Regions from separate parts of the Homo sapiens genome. Here region 2 is linked to region 1. Evidence: chromatin loops called from intact Hi-C (ENCODE). Cell type or tissue: K562. All regions are shown on one strand. Links, peaks and the distances in the headings refer to the core of each region. The heading gives the core; the rest is flanking DNA.

Region 1 (2,910 bases), core at 297-2,796:
CATCTGTAATCCCATCATTCTGGGAGGCCGAGGTGGGTGGATCACCTGATGTCAGGAGTTTGAGACTTGCCTGGCCAACACAGTGAAACCTCATCTCTACTAAAAATACAAAACTTAGTTGGGTGTAGTGGTGCGCACCTGTAGTCCCAGCTACCTGGAAGGTTGAGGCAGGAGAATTGTTTGAACCTAGGAGGCAGAGGTTGCAGAGAGCTGTGATCATGCCACTACACTCTGGCCTGTGTGACAGAGCGAGACTCTGTCTCAAAACATAAAAATAAAAATAAAAATAGTTACCAAGTCATATGTGCAACTGACATGCTCATGGAATTGTTTGGCTTCCCTCTCCCATTCCCTGATCCAACCCTGTGAGCCTCAGCTTCCCTGTTTATGACCTGGATTTCTGCTGCTGGCCTGCTGATGGTTTGCTTGCCTCAAATTCTCGCTCTTTTGGACCATCCTGGTCACTTCAGTCAGACAGATATTTCCACAATACACATCTGTTCTCAATGTCTAAAATCCTCCAATGACCTCCCGTTGCCTGGAGAAAAAAATTCAAACTCTTTGGCATGAGTCATGTGCTGACAGGGGGCAGAGTATACACACAAAAGGTGCATGCTAGAGGTAATGTAAGGAAAGGTTATTTATAAAACTGCAGGCAGGTCCAGAGGAAGCAGCAGGAGATGGTGGAGCTCCAGGCACTGCTGACAGTGGAAATCCACAACCCTCTCTGGAGGAGGAGGAGCAAGGGATGGGGAGGTGGCTGGCCCACTGAGAAAGCTGGGGCTGTGGGAGGGCCACTGACAGAAACTGTGGCCTTCTGTATAGGGGAATGTGGCCACTGCCAACCTGAAGGGGCGCGGGTGCACTCTAACCAAGCTCTCTTTCCTCCCTCTGATCTCCCATTGCCTGAGCCCAACCAGGAGATAGAGGACAACAGACCACTAAGGCAGCCCATAAGGCCAGTCTCAAGGGTACAGAGCAGATGGAGACATGTGGCACCCCCACCTGAAGCTCAGAGACACCATTTATCACCTGGATTACTGGCCCATAACTGCACACCCACCTCTGGCCACTCCCTGCTCTGGGTTGCCCGCCTCATTCTGGCCAAGAAATCTTCCTAAAACGCAAACCCAATCACACCATTACCCCAAGTAGAACTCTTCAGCGGCTCTGCACCATCTACACAGCAAGTCCATCTCTGTAGTGAGACCCTAAGACTTTTTATAACCCAACTCTACTCACCTGCTTGCTCACAGAAGTTTCATGAATGCACACGTTTGGTTCATCACAAATGTCTAAGAGAGCCATCCTCAGCCCCTGCCTTCTCCTGGGTCCTGCTACAGAGAGGACCTAGCGGCTAAGGAGTCCAGAGATTGCCCTTTGGTCACCTGTAGAACATCACGACTTAACAGCTGTGCCCTGCTGGAGCTACTGGCAGAGCTGCGCTTCCCAGGACCAGTAGAGGGCGCCATGACATTGAATGGCCACATGTTGGAGACCGCATCTTGGGCTTGTAGCTGCCAGAGCCCTGAGCTCAGAATAGCACCTGCAACTATGCGAGGCTAAGGCGGGTGGATCACCTGGTCGAGACCAGCCTGGCCAACATGGTTGAAACCCTGTCTCTACTAAAAATACAAAAATTAGCCAGGTGGGGTGGCTAATTTGAAAAATTTAGCTGGGTGTGGTAGTGCACGCCTGCAATCCTAGCTACTAGAAAGGCTGAAGCAGGAGAATCTCTTGAACCTGGGAGGCAGAGGTTGCAGTGAGCCAAGATCATGCCACTGCACTCCAGCCTGGATGACAGAGCAAGACTCGGTCTCAAAAAAAAAAAAAAAAAAAATGTCTGCATGAAAAAGTTATCACAGGGAACAAAAGCAAGAAGAAACAAAGAATGGGAACTTCCTCAAGTGTCTACAACTGCAAAATAAGAAATAATGTACATTATGAGCTTGGTTACAACAGGGTCAAGAAGCCAGTCACAAAATGGTGCAATTAACAATAAAGGCAAAAAGTTCACACAAGGCAGAATCATTCCTTTTATGAGCCCGTGTGGAAACTGTCTGCACTATGTGTGAGAACAAGAAAGCAAAAGGAAAAGATTTCACTTTCAAATAATAACACTAATAGATTATTCAATTAAAGTTTTCATTGCAAATTGATAAAAAAAAAACATGTAGCTGCACACATATTTTTAATAGCAATAATTAGGGTCCCTGAAGAAAACTACTACAAGACATGCTAGTAGGAGTGAAATATTCAATGAGTAAATCCAGGCTTTAAAACAAACAAATCAGAGATGACATTTGTTTTAACCTTGTTGACATTTGTTTAATCAGAGATATGCCAGAAGCCCTGCAGAAATTTGTGTCCTCAGGATAGGGCTGCCATAATAGAAAGAGGTGGTGGCTTTATACCAAGTCTGTCTGAAAGCATTGAGGTTCAGGTACTTTGAGTGATTATTAAAGTTGCAGATTTGTAGTGTAAAATGTTGCTTGGACATCTGAATTCCACACCAAATGACATTAAAACATTAACGTGTCCCATAAAACCCAGTTGCTTCCATCCAATTTGTTTTCAGCTCCTTGTGAAGACGTGGATGCAGAATAAATACCCCACTGAAAACGGACAGGAGAATTTCACCATCAAGAGTTTGCAAGCTAAAGGCAGAAATGACATTTCATAACATAGCATTTACCCTTACTGTTAGGAAAGCAGGAGCCTAGGAGAGCCAGATGGACACCATTTTCAAATCAAGCCCATCTTAAAACTAGCAAGACACATTCCTTGCCAGTCAGGACCCATGGCCCTAAGATGTTTACAGCTAAGGAAGTGGCTTGGTAATCCCTGCAAGGACAAACTTCTACAACAACAGAAAGCCCAGATGTCCCAATCCCTATAAAAATATATGCT
Region 2 (2,910 bases), core at 255-2,754, 210 kb after region 1:
GCTTCAAGTTCAGATCCTAAACTGCAAGCTCTACGTCTTATCAAATGGAAATGATGATGCCAACTTGGGAGGACTGACACGTGCAGGTTCCAGGGAAGCCCTGAGCTGGCCAGTCCCATGACTCCTACTAACCCTTGCCCAGTGCCATCGTAGCCACCTCTACCACCCTGTTTTTAACCCAGAAGCATCCTCCGGTCTCCCAGAGGAAAACCAGCCAGAGTGTTTACTGTATCATCTGCTGCCTCCTCCACCCCTTCGGAAGCCACTGTATGTTTACTGAGGGTAGGAGGACTGTGCCTTCCTCCTTGCAACTGATATCCTTTCTACCAAGGAAATGACGAGATAGTGTGGTCTCAATCTAAAGCAGGAGTTAAGGTTGGGCATGAGGAAGAACATCCCTGCCGAGGCATCTTATCTGTATAAACCTAACTCTTCCCATGCGTCTGTTAAGACACAGACAGTTATCTGCAAGACTGTGATCCCACTGAGTCTGAAGGTGGGAGATTAGGGCTGGTGACCTTGCAAGCTCCTAGCAAGGCTGGGGACCAGTGGGTCCTTCTAGGATAAATGTTCACAAACAGCCGTGGAGATTCCGCAGGGACCCACCAACTCCGGGGCCGCCCGAGAGAGCTGAGCTCACTCGGAAGTACAGGAGGTCGAGGCAGGCGGCAGTGTAGAGGTCGGCATAGCGCATCAGCTGGCTGGAGAAGAGTGTCTGGCGGAAACCGCAGCGGAACAAGCTGCCCATGGTGCTGTAGCACAGGTCCAGCTCCTGGGTGACCCTCTGGCCAGAGGGGCAACACACTGAATTGAAATCCCAGCCCGCTTAGGCCTGACCTGGCCTACTCCCTTTCTGGGCAACCCTGGCCTCTCTGGGCCTCTCACCGGGGGACATTGAAACCTGTGACTCTCTGTAGGAAGGAGCAGCATGTTGTAGACCCACAGGCTGCACACTTGGCTTTTGGAGGTGGGGCAGCTCCTCACTTTGCCACAGGCCCCGCTGCAGCTTTCCATCACAGTTACCTGCCTGGCCCTGAAGATGGACCACCCAGGACTAAACCCACAGCTTCATTTACCATCTGAGTCCAACAGAGGACTTGGCAAGGCGACACCCCCAGCCTCGCTCCTACTATCCTGGCAGGCCCCACCCCGCCACCAGGCCCTGTTTCCTGTCTGCTTTTAGAGCCTAGAGAATGGTTCCAACATTTACTCCCAGGATGACCTCTCTCTGAGCCTCAGTTTCCTCATCTGTAAAATAAAGGTGACAATCCCTGCTCCATCCACCTCTTAAGGCTGTGGGGAAGATCAAACGGCTGTGCTTTGTAAAAGGCTCTGCAAAGACCCTTTGTGATCGGCCCCAGCTGGGCTTGGGATGACCAAGTGACCTGACTCCCTCCACCTGGCTGACCCATGGGCACCTCCAGCTTTTTGGTGGCCGGTCAGTAATGCCACAAGGGAACACTGTCTTTTCTTCTCTTTTCCAAGGACCCTGGGCTCACTGGCCCTAAATCACATTTCCTATCAGAACTGGCTAGTCAGTCAATAAGGGCCCAGCTAGCACGCAGGCACTTCCCGGGCAGGGTGATTGGCAAAGACTGTGGGACTGGAGGCAAAGCCTGCAAATCAGGCTCAACTCAGCCCTTCAAGAGGGTACCGCTGCCCTTTGGAATGTCGGCCAGCAGAGGGCGCTGGCTGACAAGGCAGGTGGAGCCCAGGCGAGGCTGAGGAGAATGGGGTAACTGGGCCTTTGGCACCGAGGACAAAGCCGACAGGCAAGCAGTGGGGAAGTGAACCCGGCTCCGCCCCTGCTGGGCCTGTCCCTTCCCTCGCCACCCAGCTCCCACCTGGATCTCTCTCTTGGTGAAGTTGATGACTTGCAGCTCACAACTGCTCCCATCCATGTGCCTGGTACAAAAATAGCTAGGTGACCCAGGGGAGGCACAGAGCCTCCGAGTGCCAGGACAGTCTCCTTAGACCCCAGCAGGGGTCGGGTGGGGGGACACCGTGCGGGCATCCAGTGGGGGTGCCGGGCTGGGTGTGTGCATGCGTGCGAGGGCAGGTCCCTGAGTGCTGGATAGGTTCAGAGGAAGGGCCTAGAGGTCACAGAGTGTGAGCAGTCCCAAGGGGGTGAGAGGGGTCCCCACATTCAGTTTGCTAGGGAAGCCCAGCCTGAAACAGATCTTGATGTTCTGACAACCTTGGCCGGGACCTCGCCGCCAGGCAGGGATGTGAGCCACTGCCCCTCCATACCTCTCCCTGCCCCATCCCACCCCCAGAAAGGCCAGGGTCTCACTGGTATATGTCTGCCAGGTGCGTGTCCAGTCTCTTCAGCTCCTCCAACCGCTCTGAAAAGCCACCAGGGGTCAGTGGGGGTGAGTGACGGCCTGTGTCACCCACTGGCCCTGCCTGCCTGTGTCTGCCCTGGCCCAGCGGAGGACTTGCACACCCTGAGCTGTGTGCATAACACCCCTGGCCCCTTACATCACGTGAGACTCTGCCCAGACTGAGGCAGGGACAGCATAGGCCCCGTAGGCCCCATGGGACAGGTGAGGGAGTCAGGTGACCTTCCTGAGGTCACACGGCAATGACTCAAACCTAAAGCCTCAGCTCTCAGGACAAAGCCCAAATTGTGTGGGCTCACACAACTCCCTGCCCTGGAGGATGACTTCAAGTCATACCTGGGTGGAAGGTGTGTACCTTCCACTCACTGAACATCCTTGGGGTGGGTGGGGAGGGTGGGGTCAGGTGCAGGAGGAAGGCACCGCCTGCAGAAACACCACGGGATTCTTGGGTCAGGAGAAGTGGATTTGACTCTCAGCTTTCCCCCTACTGGCTGTGTGACTTCGGGCAGGCCGCTTAGCCTCTCTGGGTCTGTATGTCTTTGTCTGTTTCCTCCCTCAGAAACAACAG

What was found. Hi-C counts contacts between places; a loop is a spot of excess contacts. Peaks named below come from ENCODE experiments on the same cell type or tissue, not always from the same donor. Only the 100,000 strongest peaks of a DNase experiment are listed, where the experiment ranks them.
Region 2: it touches region 1 in a loop (4-fold over the local background); 3 of 110 quality-filtered maps call a loop at or near these places.

Annotation. Positions count from the first base shown.
Region 1 is chr2:112,940,486-112,943,395 of GRCh38, reverse strand. No RefSeq gene overlaps it. Among named protein-coding and RNA genes, the nearest start is that of IL37, 31 kb to the right of the region's middle. In K562, for the core only: CTCF peaks have their summits at 574 and 1,460 (motif pointing right); a DNase peak (open chromatin) is centred at 1,465.
Region 2 is chr2:112,725,673-112,728,582 of GRCh38, reverse strand. NT5DC4 (5'-nucleotidase domain containing 4) reads right to left here. Exons shown (of 17, transcript NM_001393655.1): 14 at 2,294-2,345; 15 at 1,845-1,905. Among named protein-coding and RNA genes, the nearest start is that of NT5DC4, 6.1 kb to the right of the region's middle. RefSeq lists enhancers at 1,050-1,768, 1,769-2,488. In K562, for the core only: CTCF peaks have their summits at 1,680 (motif pointing right) and 2,355 (motif pointing right); DNase peaks (open chromatin) are centred at 412, 1,712 and 2,351.